2 separate regions of the Homo sapiens genome follow, and region 2 is linked to region 1. Evidence: chromatin contacts called from ENCODE Hi-C or POLR2A ChIA-PET data. All regions are on one chromosome and are shown on one strand. Each heading gives the region's core, a stretch centred on a gene start or an enhancer-like site at or near the end of the contact. The rest is flanking DNA. Distances are from core to core; before and after follow the strand shown. Region 1 has its middle 57 kb from the start of MACORIS. Region 2 overlaps MACORIS (macrophage enriched lincRNA repressor of IFN-gamma signaling).

Region 1 (7,497 bases), core at 1,802-4,301:
GTGACAACTTCAAAGGGGACCCACTCACATAAGTACATAAATGCGTGAGTTCTCTCTGACTAAAATAGTTACATAATTTTAGTCACACTCAATGATCTGCTAGGTGTGGGCACATATAAAATGCATCTGAGGCCAGGCGCAGTGGCTCACACCTATAATCCCAGCAGTTTGAGAGGTCGAGGCAGGCGGATCACCTGAGGTTGGGAGTTCAAGACCAGCCTGACCAACATGGGGAAACCCCGTCTCTACTAAAAATACAAAATTAGCTGGGTGTGGCAGCGCACGCCTGTAATCCCAGCTACTCGGGAGGCTGAGGCAGGAGGATTGCTTGAACCCGGGAGGGGGAAGTCATCGTGAGCTGAGATTGTGCCACTGCACTCTAGCCTGGGCAGCAAGAGCAAAACTCCATCTCAAAAAAAAAAATGCATTTGAATAGTTGTTTGGGAATAGTAGGATTCTTCCTTCAAGTGAAATCTCATGCAAAAGTCTAGTATATTACATAAAACTTGGGTTGATTGAATTAAAACAAGAGAGGGTAAACTTGTTCATCTGCCCCCTCTCTGTCTCTTCCTCTTCTCTGTTTGCCCTGGTCCTGGGAATGCTAGGATCCCTTGCAGCACAGCTGGAGGATCTTTAGAGAATTTGAGAAACCTGTGCAAAAATTAGCTCTAAAACATTATGTTTGACTAGGAATAATGGCTTTTTGACTCAAGGAGAAATAAAGGTAGCTAATCAACTCAGAGAAGCAATAATTAGTTAATGGAAAAATGCAACCGATTAAATTAAGATTAATGGCATTTTGAAAATTAATCATATTTACATTCCTGGAGCACAAGTATAGCTTAAATTTGTTTTAAAATATGCACAAATCTTCCCAACCCACACTTACAGCTGTTCTCCTGAACAGAGTTTACATTAAAAACAGTGGCCCACAGCTCATTGTGGTTTGTGAGGAGAAAAGCAATATCCTGTTTTCCACCTGATTCCTCCAGGGCGGAGTGGGTGGGGCAGGCAGCCGAGGCAGCCCGAAGCCCCAGATGCAGTGCAGGCCCGGCAAATACTAGTGGTTTCTAGTGGTTCCTTTGGGTGGCATCTTTTTTCTGTGGGTTGCTGGGGGAAGGTAAAGAGTGGAGAAACTCCAGTTCACCCAGAGCCTCAGAGCCCTCGCTGCTGCCTCCCAACCAGGCATTGGAGCCCCTGGAGAGATGCATTCTTTAATTGACATTTGTGCAAACAGTGGCATTCTTGGGATGGGAGTAGAAATCAAGACCCAAGAAACCTTAAGAGACATAGACATCTATTGGAAATTATGGCATTCACTTGCAAGAGTGTCCCTGTTGGGGTTGGGCTTGGGAGTAGGGGAGGGATAGTACAGTTCTTGGAACTTGGCCCAGGAGCAAAAATGTGGGCTTGCAGATTTGCCTGCTAATGGAGTCCCCTTGGCCTTGATGGTCTCAAATGATGAAATAATGCGAAGAAGAATAACACTGTATTGAGTACTTACCTGTGATAAGTTTTTATATCCTTGTTTAATTTCTGCAAGACCCTTCACAAGGGCCGGGGACTTCGGATTTCATTTCATGTTTAGCCAAGCACCCTGAGCTCTGGAAAGACGGAGCAGCGTAAGTTGCAAGGCCATTGAGTGCAGGTTTTTCTCCTGACCTTTGCACCATTCCTGCCACACTGTATGGGCAGACTCAGATGTTTTGTCTATTTCATTAGGGAAGGTGGAGGGTGGCTGGGTAGGAATACACTCTTCGTACCGCCTCCAAGCCCTAAGACCCTTTTCCGCAGACCCAGCGAGGCCAGTGCTGGGAAAAAGGAGGAGGAGGAGACCACCAATACATTCTGGCTCCCAAACCTTCTCACTCAGGCCCCCAGGAGAAGCCAGTGGGGGTGGCCGGGCATGCTGGCCTGGCGGGGGCCCTGTGGCCCTCAGGTCACCTCTCTCTGGCCATTTTTACCTCTTGGCTCTTCCCAGAAAGCACCGTGGAGCAAAAAAGCCACGGAATTTCCTATGAACACATGGGTTTTACTACTTGCTTCCTGCTTCAGGGATTTGGGATACATTTCTATGGTTCTCGTAAATGCTAAAGATAAGGCATGGAATGCAGCACTTACCCCCTCCCTCCCTTCCTCCAATTTTCAGTCCTCTTAATACAGGAACGGGCGAGACCCCACCCATTCGAATGTACTACCATAAAAATCTGAAAAAAATTCAGACCATCTTGCCAATACCTTCAGAAATTTAGACTTTCCACAGGGAGTGGAAAATGTTCTGTGTTCTACTTTTAGGTGAAAGAAAAATAAAAGGAGGTGGGAAAAATAGTTAAACAAAACATTTATTTCTGTTCAAAGAATTTTTGAAAATTAACAGCAGCTTTCAGGCTTTGGGTCAAAGTAATATTGGGAGTTTATCCTTTGAATCTCTCCTGTTCTCCAAGCCTAGCAGTTATAAATAAATTTTTTCTTTACATAAAAAAGACAGAGCCAGCTGGGCACGGTGGCTTGTGCCTGTAATCCCAGCACTTTGGGAGGCCAAGGTGGGTGGATCACCTGAGGTCAGGAGTTTGAGACCAGCCTGGCCAAGATGGCGAAACCCCGCCTCTAGTAATAACACAAAAAATTAGCTGGGCTTGGTGGCGGGCGCCTGTAATTCCAGCTACTTGGTCGGCTGAGGCAGGAGAATTGCTTGAACCCAGCAGGCAGAGGTTGCAGTGAGCCAAGATCGCTCCATTGCACTCCAGCCTGGGTGACAGAGTGAGACTCTGTCTCGAAAGAAAAAAAGAAAAAGAAAGTGCAATGTATCAAGGAAGGAAAGCCCAGCAACACCGCTTAGGAGAACAGTATTTTAAATAATAAAAAAGCATCTTGGTATCTTGCATGTCACCTTCCCTTGTTATCAAAGCAATATATTCTCTGGATATTCTGTTCATGAACATATTGTGTAGACAACTCCTGTTGGTAGAGGCTTTTCTTGGGAACTGCCAGTGAATGCTTCTCCTTCCCCTTGGGAGGCTGCCATTCCACGTGGCTCTGGTGAGTCAGAATCCGGCGGTCACGCTGATATTCCATTTGCTCCCTTGACAGGAGAAAAATGTTTCAGAATGACTTAATCCTTTTACTCTCTAGGGTCTTCCTTCTAAGTGCTCCCTCTTAATTCAATAAAAACTTATCTGTGTTAATACATGTCTGTGTCTGCTGCAGCCTCGCTCGGAGTGTGTTCTGCCTGGTGTTCACCCATCGTCTGATAAACGAAATGCCCATGTCTGCTCTTCCTGCTGTTTAGTGGATGTGATGCTGTGGCTGATTGTGGGGAAGGGTTCATTTCCAGTAGTTGATACCTAATCCCCACAGGAAAATAGGAACCCTGATTGAATAAAACACAGCAGAATTAGATTTCTCAACAAAAATAGAACCAGAAACACCTGTGCACAATTGCCTAGGGTGGAATAAGTGACCTTCAGGAGAATAGGGTTAAGGTGAAGAATTCTGAATGCCCAAGGTGGCCTTTGGGTCAGAACTGGAGGAATAGCCTTAATACAAGGAGATAACCTTACAATATTTTTCCTCTTTATTTATTTATCTGCAACTTTTCTAAAATTATGAAATATTTCAAACACTCAAAATAATCGATGTTAACATTTTGCCAGATGTCCATCGGGTTGACAAATCTAAGAAATAAAATGTAATAGATGCAACTAAAACCCTGCCCCCAAACATCCCCCATTCTCTTTCCCCAGAAATCACTGCTTTCTTGAAGCCAACATGCATGTTTTTACTACATATTTATTATCTTTCCATAATCTATGTGCTGTGATGTGCTTTAACACTGACATGAATGGAATCCATATCCTTTTACATCTTGCTTTTTTTACTCCGTATCATGTTTTTGAGATTCCATTTATTTATTTTTGCCACAAATAGTTATAGGGTGCCTATGATGGGCTAGCAGTGTTTTAGGTACAGGGGAAGTGGCATTGAGGAAAAAAAAAAGACAGAGACAAAACCCCTCATGAGACAGACAATAAAAAAGATAAGTAAAATATATGCTATGGTACAAATGAAATATAGTATGGATGAAAAACATACTATAGCAGTGGTAAATGCTAAGGAGATCATTTAAGGAAGAAAAGAGCATAGGGAGTGTGTGCATGTAAGCGGAGCGTGCGGTTGGCATTGGAGACAGACCACGTTGCTTCAGGTTATCCGATGCATGGTATGATCTCTGGGGAGGTGACGACTATGGCACAGAGGGCTGGCTGCAATGTATTAGGTTGGTGCAAAAGTAATTGTGGTTCTTACCATTACTTTTAATGGCAAAAACCGCCATTACTTTTGCTCCAAACAAAAGTGTCCTTGCTCACTGCTCCGTTGGGAATGACCGAATCATACCATATGCACATCTTCAGTCACTTTCACACCACCTCCCTACACCATTGTACCAATATATACTCCCACCAGGAGTGTATTGGAATTCCTATTTCCCTGTGTACTTGCCAGTTCTTTTCGGATTTCTGAGTCTTGCCTTTTTGAAAGGCATAAGTGATTATTTGTTGCTTTTTAAATTTTTACTTCCCTGACTACTAGCATGACCAAGCATCTCCATGTGGACCCCGTAGTTTTCCTCTCTGGAATTATCTGTTCACATCCTTTGCTCCTTTTTCTATGGGATTGTTTGTCTTAATTTTATTCACTTCTATAATTCTTTTACATAGTGTGGATTAGTCCTTTTTCATTTACGGGAACTGCAGATGTATTCCCCACCTCTGTAGCTTGTCTTTTTACTTTGTCTATGGCGTCTCTTGTGATGTAGATTAACACCAATGCCATCAAAATTATCAAGTCTGTCTATTGTTACTTATAGTTTTTATTTCCTAAGAACTGATTTCCAACCCCAACGCCATAGAGGCATCCTGCTGTATTTTTTTCTAAAAGTTTTTCTGTTTCCATACAAGTCTGTAATTTATCCAGAATTCAATATTTGTGAATGAAGTAAGATTTTTAAAACTATTTTTCTTTTCATCTGTAGATAGCCAGTTGTCCCAGCATTGTTTATTGATTCTCTGTTAATGTAATGAGACCTCTGTTCATGGATTCTCTGTTAATGTAATGAGACCTCTGTCCAATGGCAGATTTTCAGATATGGGGCCCATTGGTCTGTTTATCTGTCTATCACTAGTTCCACCATCCTTATCATCATAGGTTTGTAATAAGTCTTGGTGTCTGGTACAACCCCCTCCCTCCATTACTAGTCTTTCACAAATCTGCCTTGGCTATGCTTGCCTTTTCTACTCTACCGTAATAATTCTAGGATCAATTTGGAAAATTCCCAGTCAGGAATTGTATTGCATTGCATTTATAAATTAATTTAACAGAACTGTTAGCTATATATTGAGCCTTTCCATCATGAACATATTTTTTCATTGATCTGGGTCTTGTTTAATAACCTTTGATACATTCCATATTTTTTAATGAAGACCTAGCACATTTTTTGACACATTACATCCTACTGCAATTTTTTGTAACTACAGAAAATGGTGTTTGTAACTGTTTTTATTAATAGTTTTTTGCTGGCATATCGAAGAACTATTTTTTTTACATTGGCCTTATATTTAGCAATGTTGCTGAATTCTCCTACTAGTTTATCTGTAGTTTCACTCATTTACCTATTATTTTATCAGCAGATAAACATATTATCTTGAAATATGACTAGAATTTTTTCTTTTCCAATCATTTTAGGTTTTATTCTTATCTTATTCTATTTCTTTTGTATTTCTTATGATTTTAGGCTAAATTATTAGTAATTAAAAGCTCAGACTTGTTATGTCTTGTGTTGAATTTTCCTTTGACCATTACATAACAAACTTCTTTATTCCTGACAGTGCTTTTTTGCCTTAAAATGTATTTTATCTGCTATTAATATAGCTGTAGCAGTTCAATTAGTATTTGCTTTTACTATGAGCTTTTCTGTGTCATTATATTTTCAATAAATTTCTGTAAACAGCATATAACCAATTTTTTTTTAAAGAATCCAGTCTAAGCCTCTGCATTGTAGCTGGTGGCAAAATATATTAAAATGTATTACAATTAGTAAAGTATTGGGATTTACTTTTATCACTTTCATTTTTTGTTTAATTCTCATTTGATACAAACAAAAACTAAAGAATTTATTGTCAGCACATCTGCATTACAGAGAGTATAAAGGAACTTCTTCAGGCAGAAAGAAAATGATACCAGATGGCAATTTAGAAATATAAAGGAGTGAAACAGCCTCTGATGGGTAAAATACAGAAGATACTTTTTCCCATATTTTCCATTTTTTAAACTGATAATTGATTGATTAAAGTAAAAGTAATAACAATGTATTATGTAGTTTATAACATGTAGGACAATTTATGACAACAACAGCATAAAGGATGGGAAAGTAAAGGGAAATGCACTGTCTTAAATTTTTTACACTGCGCAAGAAATGATTTAATATTATTTGAACTTAGACAGTTATAAGTTAATGATATACATTGTAAAGTGTAGATCAACCACTGAAAAAATGGCAAAGAGGCATACATAATAAGCCAATTGTGGAGATAATATGGAATCACTAAAAATACTCAATCCAAAAGAAGTCAGATAAAGAGAAAAAAGGAGCAGAACAGATGAAACAAACAGAAAATAGATGGCAAGATGATATGTGTAAATCCAGTGACATATTAACGTATGCCAAATGTATATAGTCTAAATACTGCCTTTCAAAGGCAGATACTTTCATATTGAAAAATAAAGCAAGATGCAACTACATCCTTTCCACAAGAAACCCAAATGCACTTCATGTCCAAAGATGCAGGTAAGTTAAGAGGATGGAAAAGATATTCCATGCAGATAATAATCAAAAGTAAGCTGGAGTGACTATGTTACTGTCAAACAAAAAAGTAGATTTCAGAGGAAAAAATATTATCAGGTCATATGAGATAAAGAAGGACATTTCTAACAATAAAGGGGTAAAGTCATTGACGAGAATGTTAAAAACTAAATGTGATTGCACCCATTAGCAGGGCTTCAAAATACATGAAGCAAAAGCTAGTAGAAGTGAAAGGGAAAATAAACAATTTCACAACTATTAATTGGAAATTTCAACACTCCTTTCTCAGTAATTATTGGAACAAATAAAAGTTAGTAATGATCTAGAATACTTGACAACAGTATCAATCAATTTGATTAATCAACATTTAGAGAACAGTCACCCAACAATAGGATTACACATTCATTTAAAAGGCACATAGATTATTCATGAAGATAAAGCTAATTCTGGGCCATAAAACAAATCCCAATACATTTAGAAGGATTAAAATTATACAAAATACATTATCATTATCTGAGCATAATGTAATTCTCCACAACTAGAAATCAATAACAAAAACATATCTGTAAAATGCCCAGATATTCAGAATTTAAAGAGTACACTTCTTTAGGTCAAAGAAAAAATATTTGACCTAAATG
Region 2 (7,371 bases), core at 4,274-6,773, 48 kb after region 1:
ATTTGGGAGGGGCCAGAGCAGAATGATATGGCTTGGGTCTGTGTCCCTGCCCAAATCTCACATCAAATTATATTCCCCAATGTTGATATTGAGGCTTAATGGGAGGTGATTGGATCATGGGGGCAGTTTCTAATGGTTTAGTACCCTACCTCTAGTGCTGTTTGTGATAGGGTTCTCCCAAGAACTGCTAGTTTAAGAATGTGTAGCATCTCCCTGCTGCTCCTGGTCCACATGTGAAGATGTGCCTGCTTTCCTTTCACCTTCCACAGTGATTGTAAGTTTCCTGAGGCCTCCCTAGCCATGCTTCCTGTATAACCTGCAGAACAGTGAGTCAATTAAACCTTCTTTCTTTATAAATTACCTAGTCTCAGATAGTTCTTTATAGCAATGTGAGAATGGATTAATACAATGTGTAGCTCTCCCTTCCACTTGAACACTTAGAGGCCATTGTAGGGTTATTAATTGGCCTAATTTCAATAATGTTTTGTCTCAGGGAATAGAGAGGCCTTAGAAGAAAGAGAGGGATGGGGGAACAGCTGGTAAGTGGAGCAGTCAGAACGCGTTATCAATTAAGTTCACCACCTTATACGGGTGCCATTCATGAAACCACAAAACAATTATAGTAGTAACACTAAAGATCGCTGATCACAGATCACCATAACAAATATAATAGTAATTAGAAAGTTTAAAGTATTCCCTAATTAGCCAAGTGTGGCACAGAGATGCAAAGTGAGCACATGCTGTTGGAAAAATGGTACAGATAGACTTGTTCTACACAGGATTGCCACAAATCTTCAATTTGCAAAATAAATAAATAACATCTGAGAAACACAAGAAAGCAAAGTACAATAAAATGAAATACACCTACATTTACTTAAGAGAAAAGAAAGCTACTTCCGTGCAAAGATGTGTACATGTATGTTCATTGCAGCTTTATTTGTAGCAGCCAAATGAGAAACAAGAAAAAGTCTTTTTGGGGAAAGCGTTGGCTTTCCCCAAATAAAACCATTGGAACACTTATTTTGGTACTTATTTTGGCAAGATTTTGTTGCCAGGAAGAAAAAAAGTCTAATTTTTTTAATGCATTCTTCACTGAGCATGCTGGTGAAGGATTTGAGTGATCTTCTCGCTGAATACTAGCGGCTTTCTCTTCCACCAAGCTTCTCTTTGCTCCTCTGGAGGAATAAAGGAGTAACAAAGTTAGAATGGGAAGGAGGGGAAATGGAGCTGGTCTTTCACTTCAAGTGTGATTGGTTTTCTCCTGAGGTATGTGAAACCAAACACAATCCACCACCGGAAGGAGTATTGCCCTTCCAAAAATCAACCCACTTAATCTGTACGAGAAAAGTGTGTTCTTCATATTAACATGAAGGAGCTATTTTTTTGCAAAATAACCACACTGTCCTTGCCATTCCCGTGCTAAGGGCTCCTATGCTCCTTCCTGCTCCAGTGACTTCCAGAGCTTCCTCATTTTACACAACAGTGAATAGTGGCAGTCAATCTGGCTTCTCTCCACTGCACGGGGCTTTTCTCATGACCACATTGAGGATTAGGTTGAGGCAGATGGTGGGATTGGGGCGGGAGTGTGCAGAAAGAAGTTTCAGTTCACTCTGCCACAAATGTATTATTTCCTCACGTAGACCGAATCCCAGCACACCACACATTAGCTGTGTGACCTCAGGCAAACTCCTTAACTACTCTGAGCCTCAGTTTCTCCATCAATAAAATAAATGTAATACTGTTGGTCCCAGTAAGGCCAACATTATTTATAACCCTTTGAACAGGGTTGTTGGAAGGGTTGTAAGTAATCTGCCGATCACTCCTTCCCTGGGATCTGGAGCTCATTTAGTGACAGATACTATCATTATTGTTGTTATTCTTACTTTGATGTATGCACCATACAAATGCATATATTTACATTACAAATCAACCTGGTTAATGAATACAAAGCTGCAATCGTACTTTCTTTTTAATTAACTTGCTGTGCCAGAGAGGTAATAAAAGGAATGAAATCAGCATTTTTTTCTCAATGTGCCTATCATCAATTAAGCATCTTGGTAAGTGCCTCTTTCCAAGGCTACAAATATTCCTGTTCCAACGCTTGTGGGTGAGCAGGGCCAGATGGAGAGGGTAGTGTGTCACTTCTCTGCTGTTCTGCCCTTATGCCCTTTGCAGAGAGGAGCCTGCTCAGGGCGTTTGCTTGTGAGTTGTGTGATTATGACTCCAACCTTGCAGAACCTTGACAGGGAGCAGAGTCCTGGGTTTTCATCAGGTGCTGCCAGTGGGTCTTTTCCATCTGACATATTAATTCCTGCCTCTTCCTGTAAAGATAATTCACGCTTCTTGGCGGCATTGTGCAGTGCACAATGCCGGGTGCCAGGAATCTCCTGCAAACTTCAGCAGGGCTGCATTGTAATGTGCCACTAGATTAATCCAGCCATCTAAAATGCATTTTTAAAAAGCCAAAGGTCCTTCCCATGAATAACCTGGTGAGTATTTGAGCTTCATTATAATTTCCCTCTAATGGAGTTTGGGGAAATGAAATGGGAGTTATTAGCCAGATTTATAAGGCTGTCTACTGAGAAAATAGGAATGAAGAGAGGCTGACTTAGCAGACAAGGTGCATTGGTTATCTACCTAGCCAAGGAGAAAGAGCTGGCCCACAGTTTGCAAAGATGGAAAATATCCTTACCCAGCAAACACTTGTCCTGTGCTTCCAACAGAAGGCTGGCTGTGCTTTCATAATCTGAGGAAGCATTGCACATACATCCTCCAGCGGCCCCCTTTCTATGCCTGAGTCTGAGATCCAACACTCCACGCTCAGAGCACATCATGTCAGTGATTCAAATGGACCATGCATGAAAACTCTCCCACTGGTCTTTGGAGGGTGGAAAACCACTTCATTCAAGTGCAGACGCAGGTATTGTATTGGAAATGGCTAGCCAAGGTTCCTGAAGGAGGAGGAAGCTCTTGCCCTCCAAATGAAGCCAAGAAAGACCCTGTTGCCTGGAAGAGACAGACCTGGCGAAGCAAGAGCCTGGGGGCTCTGCGCAGCCAGAGGACATCCTGCAGCCACCGGGTACCCTGCAAAGGCGAGGGGGGGCTCGCCTTGAGGGGAGGCTGGTGGGCAGGAACTGCCGGGCCCGCAGTCGAGCTGTTTTCCACTTGTCTAGGGTATATCACCTGCTTCTGCACTGCACTTAGATGAGCAACTATGACACTGATGTTCTTGTTAAGGAACTGCATTGTTTTGCTAGGGCTTCCATAACAAAGTACCACAGACTGGGTGGCTTACCCAATGAAAGTCTGTTTTCCCACCGTTCTGGAAGCTGAAAGTCCAAGATCAACCTGTGGGCAGGTTGGGTTTCTCCTGGGGCCTGTCTCCTTGGCTGGGAGGCAGCCGCCTTCTTGCTGTGTCCTCACATGGCCTTTCCCCTGTGCAAGCGCATCCCTGATGTCTCTGCATCTTCTTGTTATGACACAGCAGTATTGGGTTAGGGCCCACTCCAATGACCTCATTTTAACTTAATTACCATTGTAAGGATGCTGTCTCCAAAACAGTCACATTCTGAGGTGCTGAGGGTTGAACTTCAACAGATGTATTTGTAGGGACCAAATTCAGCCCATAGCAGGGACTTTTAGATGTTTTATTTATTTATTTTTATTTTGTTTTATTTTTATTTTTGGAGATGGAGTTTCACTCTTGTTGCCCAGGCTGGAGTGCAGTGGCACGATCTCAGCTCACTGCAACCTCTGCCTCCTGGGTTCAAGTGATTCTCCTACCTCAGCCTCCTGAGTAGCTGGGATTACAGGCACCAGCCACCGTGCCTGGCTAAATTTTTGCATTTTTAGTAGACGAGGTTTCATCATGTTGGCCAGCCTGGTCTCAAACTCCTGACCTCAGGTAATGCATCCACCTTGGCCTCCCAAAGTGTTGGTATTACAGGCATGAGCCACTGTGCCCGCCCAGACTTTTTATGATCACAATGTTCATATAAAGCCATAACTGTCACTGAGTACTGGGTATTTACTGGACTTCACCTGCATCTTCAAAACTGACACGTGAGGCAGGTAGCATTATTGTTCACACTTTAGAGATGAAGAAACTGAGGCACACTGCCATTAAGCACCTCATCTGGTTAGTGGCAGAGTTGCACCCATACAGCAGGTTGCCCAAGCCTGCGCTTCCGATCACCACATTATTCTGTCTCTTCTCCTGTGTTTGTGACAGAAAAATGTGCACACTCTAGAAGAGAAGAAAGAAAAGAAAAGCCACCCACAACTTCACCCATCTGGGCTTTGCATGTAGATGTGTATTGTGTGACATACTCTGTTTTCCTGTCCTCGTTCCTCCTTCACACCGGCTAACGTCTTTGACACAGCATTGTTGGTGGCAAGGCCAAAGGAGAGCTGTAGGGACTTAAAAACTGTGTCTGCGGCCTGGCACGGTGGCTCACACCTGTAATCCCAGCACTTTGGGAGGCTGAGGCAGGAGGATCACTTGAGGTCAGGAGTTCGAGACCAGCCTGGCCAACATGGTGAAACCCCATCTTCTACCAAAAATACAAAAATTAGCCGAGTGTGGTGTTGTGCACCTGTAATCCCAGCTACTTGGGAGCCTGAGGCAGGAGAATTGCTTGAACCTGGGGGGCGGAGGTTGCAGTGAGCAGAGATCAGGCCACTGCACTCCACCCTGGGCAGCAGGGTGAGACTCTGTCAAAAAAACAAAAACGAAACAAAAAACAAAAACAAAAAACTGTGTCTGCAAAAAATAAAAGAGCATGGGACAGTGTTAAGGATACAGGGTTGGGTGTAAGCAGCAGGTTCCTTAGCAATGTGTGCAGTATGAGCCCAATTTAAAACAAAACAAAACAAAACAAAAATTATCACCGGAATTCTAGGTAGATCTCTGGCTACTGAGCCTATGGGTGATATTCATTTTCCTCCTATATCACCTATATGTGTTTCCCATATTTTTCAAATGTGCTATAATGAGCATGTAGACACAATGACCTCTGAAAGCAGAAATAAAAAACAATAAATGTCCTAAGAGAAAAATTAAACTGTGCTGGCTCACAGCACGGCAGGTCCGATTCACTGATGCAGTCTCCATTCTGGAAGATTTCTGTGTTTGTGCCCAGAAGGGAAAACAAAGGCAGCAGACGGAGTCTGTGAGGAAATCTACTGGAAACAACATCCTGAGTGAGGAAAGCAACAAAAGAGCCACCTCCCTAAAAGCAGCCCAAAGTGGCAATTCAAATAGTAAAAATGACGCAGGGATTTGGAAACAAAATCCCAGCTTGCAGTCAGAGCTTCCTGAGCCAGTGAAAACAGCAAGTGCGGAAGAGGAAGCCCAGGCTGCCCCATGTCCCCAGGGTCCACGGCTGCCACCTTTGCCAGGACCCCTGGGGGCTCAGAGAGAGCTCCATTCTTCTCCTCCCAGGTGGAGGGTCAGCCCTGTGCCCCAGGTGCCCAGCAGTCTAGGGGGCATGCCAAGTTTTCCCTGTGGGGAGCAAGGCTGCCCTTGGACAGGAACCCAGAAATGGCCTGAGCCGGGCCGGGCATGTGTTTCACCTCAGGCCACCTGCTTCCTGCTGGGCTGCGCAGCCGGGAGCCAGCGAGGCGGACACAATGGGCAAGACCCACGTCACTTTCTTAGGGAAAGAAAATTACTCTTTGTGGACCGAGAGATCAAGACAGGATATCTATAAGTGTTTAAAGAAAAGCCCAGTCTGCAGTCCCCTCCCTCCCCAAGCACTTCCGAAATGTCCCTCAACACACCCGGCTCTTTAAATATCCAAACCCAGAATAAATGTGCACACAGCATTTCCCCCAGCAACGGGGTCCACGCGGCTGCCAGCTGAGTCACAGATGTTAGAGCTGGGCCGGGCCTCTGAGATCACCAAGTTCAGGCTAAGAGCAGAATGACCAGCTCTCGGTGCTTCTTCCCTGTGCAGACACTTGCTGGCTGTGTCACTGCTGGGCACCTCTCCTCTCTCAGTGGCTCCCTGGGCTGTGCTGGTGCCACTCAGGTCTCCCTGTGCCCTTAATAACCACTGAGCCACCCAGCCTAGGCTGCTAGGGCCATGCTTTTAAATGAGATGCTGAGTCTAGAGAGGAAAAAGGACTCGCTGCATTGCACAACTTGTTCCTGGCGTAACTGGAGCTAAAACCTGGCGTGACTCGTCTCCTCCAGCTCTTTCCTGGACTCTTATGGACGTCTTGCGTCTGACGATTGTTTTGTGGGGCCATCCTGTGATGGTGCGGGTGATTGCTATAGATTACAAGCTGTTGAATGTACTTTCTTTGAGATCCCTCCAGATAGGTTTAGACAGGCATTTTCTTAAGTTTTGGATTTTTATCAACTTGGACTATATCTATGGTTTGGTTTTGTTTTTCATAAAAATTCTTTTTGGCCTCTGGTAAAGATAAATTCCACCAGACCTCAAAATGTGAAACAGACACAAGCAGACCTGATCTGGTTGGAGCAGGAGCAAAATCCCAAAGCTCCCTCTCCTACAGCCTCCCTCTGCTGCACAACCCCCATGTCCTGGGACTCATAGCTCTGAGCAATCATTTGCAAAACACTGGGCCGTCAGTATCTGATGGACTTGCTCGTATCTGAGAATCTGTGATTCGTGATTATGTGACTGTAGATAATGAAGAAAACATCCCCAGGTTCCTACCCTATCCTCCACCTAACTTGGCAGCATAGAGTAACAAATAAGGATGAGGAGAGATCTGACAGGTGTGCTAAATTTAAATGCACCCAGGGGTCATCAGTGAAATGTACACGCCCAAGCCCAAAATAAATCATTCATTCTTTCATTCCTCCAACAAAAATCGACTGCTAGGCACAGCAGATTATATGCAGGAAAGTAATTCACAGCCTTTATTCTTAAGGAGGTTTGGGTTTTATGTAAGAAAGTCTGACATCTAAATACAAAGAAAATTATAAACACTTCCAATATAATGTCTTTCAGATTTTCATGATCAAGAGCCGCCCTTTCCAGCAAGAATCACCATCAATGGCTTCATGGAAGAAGTGGCATTTGAAGAATAGTGTGATTTTGACAGGTGGAGCTGGGAGAGGAGGGCACTTCAGAATGAGGAAGCAGCATATTCAAAGGCCTGGGGGCCATTTGGTCATACAGGCTGAACCATATTCACCTCTAGGAAGCACATTCAGGTAATAGTGAAGGGAAGGGCAGCCATGGAATCAGCCACGTGGCAGCCCTGCTGGAAAGCACAGGTGTGTTCAAGAAATCCTGAGCTTGGGCACACCATGGGAGGGATCTGAATGGGGAAGCAGAGAGATCAGGCAGGGACCAGGGCGTGGAGGGCCTGGAAAGCCAGACAAAGGCTGCACAC

What was found. A loop is a pair of places that touch in the nucleus more often than their neighbours do. ChIA-PET counts read pairs that join two places held with the same protein, here RNA polymerase II (POLR2A). Pooled maps may share reads with other maps.
Region 2: a loop to region 1 is called in a map of endothelial cell of umbilical vein, with 5 times the contacts of the local background. The contact joins two enhancer-like sites. A Hi-C loop is called at or near these places in 4 of 168 maps with a recorded cell type or tissue (aorta, cardiac septum, endothelial cell of umbilical vein and 1 more) and 6 of 50 pooled maps. POLR2A ChIA-PET finds 5 or more read pairs at or near these places in 3 of 52 experiments (Panc1, activated T-cell and activated naive CD4-positive, alpha-beta T cell).

What each region holds. Positions count from the first base shown.
Region 1 is chr10:31,647,086-31,654,582 of GRCh38, forward strand. No RefSeq gene overlaps it. Among named protein-coding and RNA genes, the nearest start is that of MACORIS, 57 kb to the right of the region's middle. Within about 2 kb of position 3,052, at least 16 of the 41 ENCODE cell types and tissues checked have a DNase peak (open chromatin) inside an H3K27ac peak, as active enhancers do; they include endothelial cell of umbilical vein and heart left ventricle, where a contact is called at or near this core.
Region 2 is chr10:31,692,173-31,699,543 of GRCh38, forward strand. MACORIS (macrophage enriched lincRNA repressor of IFN-gamma signaling) reads right to left here. Exons shown (of 2, transcript NR_184023.1): 2 at 910-1,175. Among named protein-coding and RNA genes, the nearest start is that of MACORIS, 12 kb to the right of the region's middle. RefSeq lists enhancers at 2,475-3,036, 3,037-3,598. Within about 2 kb of position 5,524, at least 28 of the 41 ENCODE cell types and tissues checked have a DNase peak (open chromatin) inside an H3K27ac peak, as active enhancers do; they include endothelial cell of umbilical vein and heart left ventricle, where a contact is called at or near this core.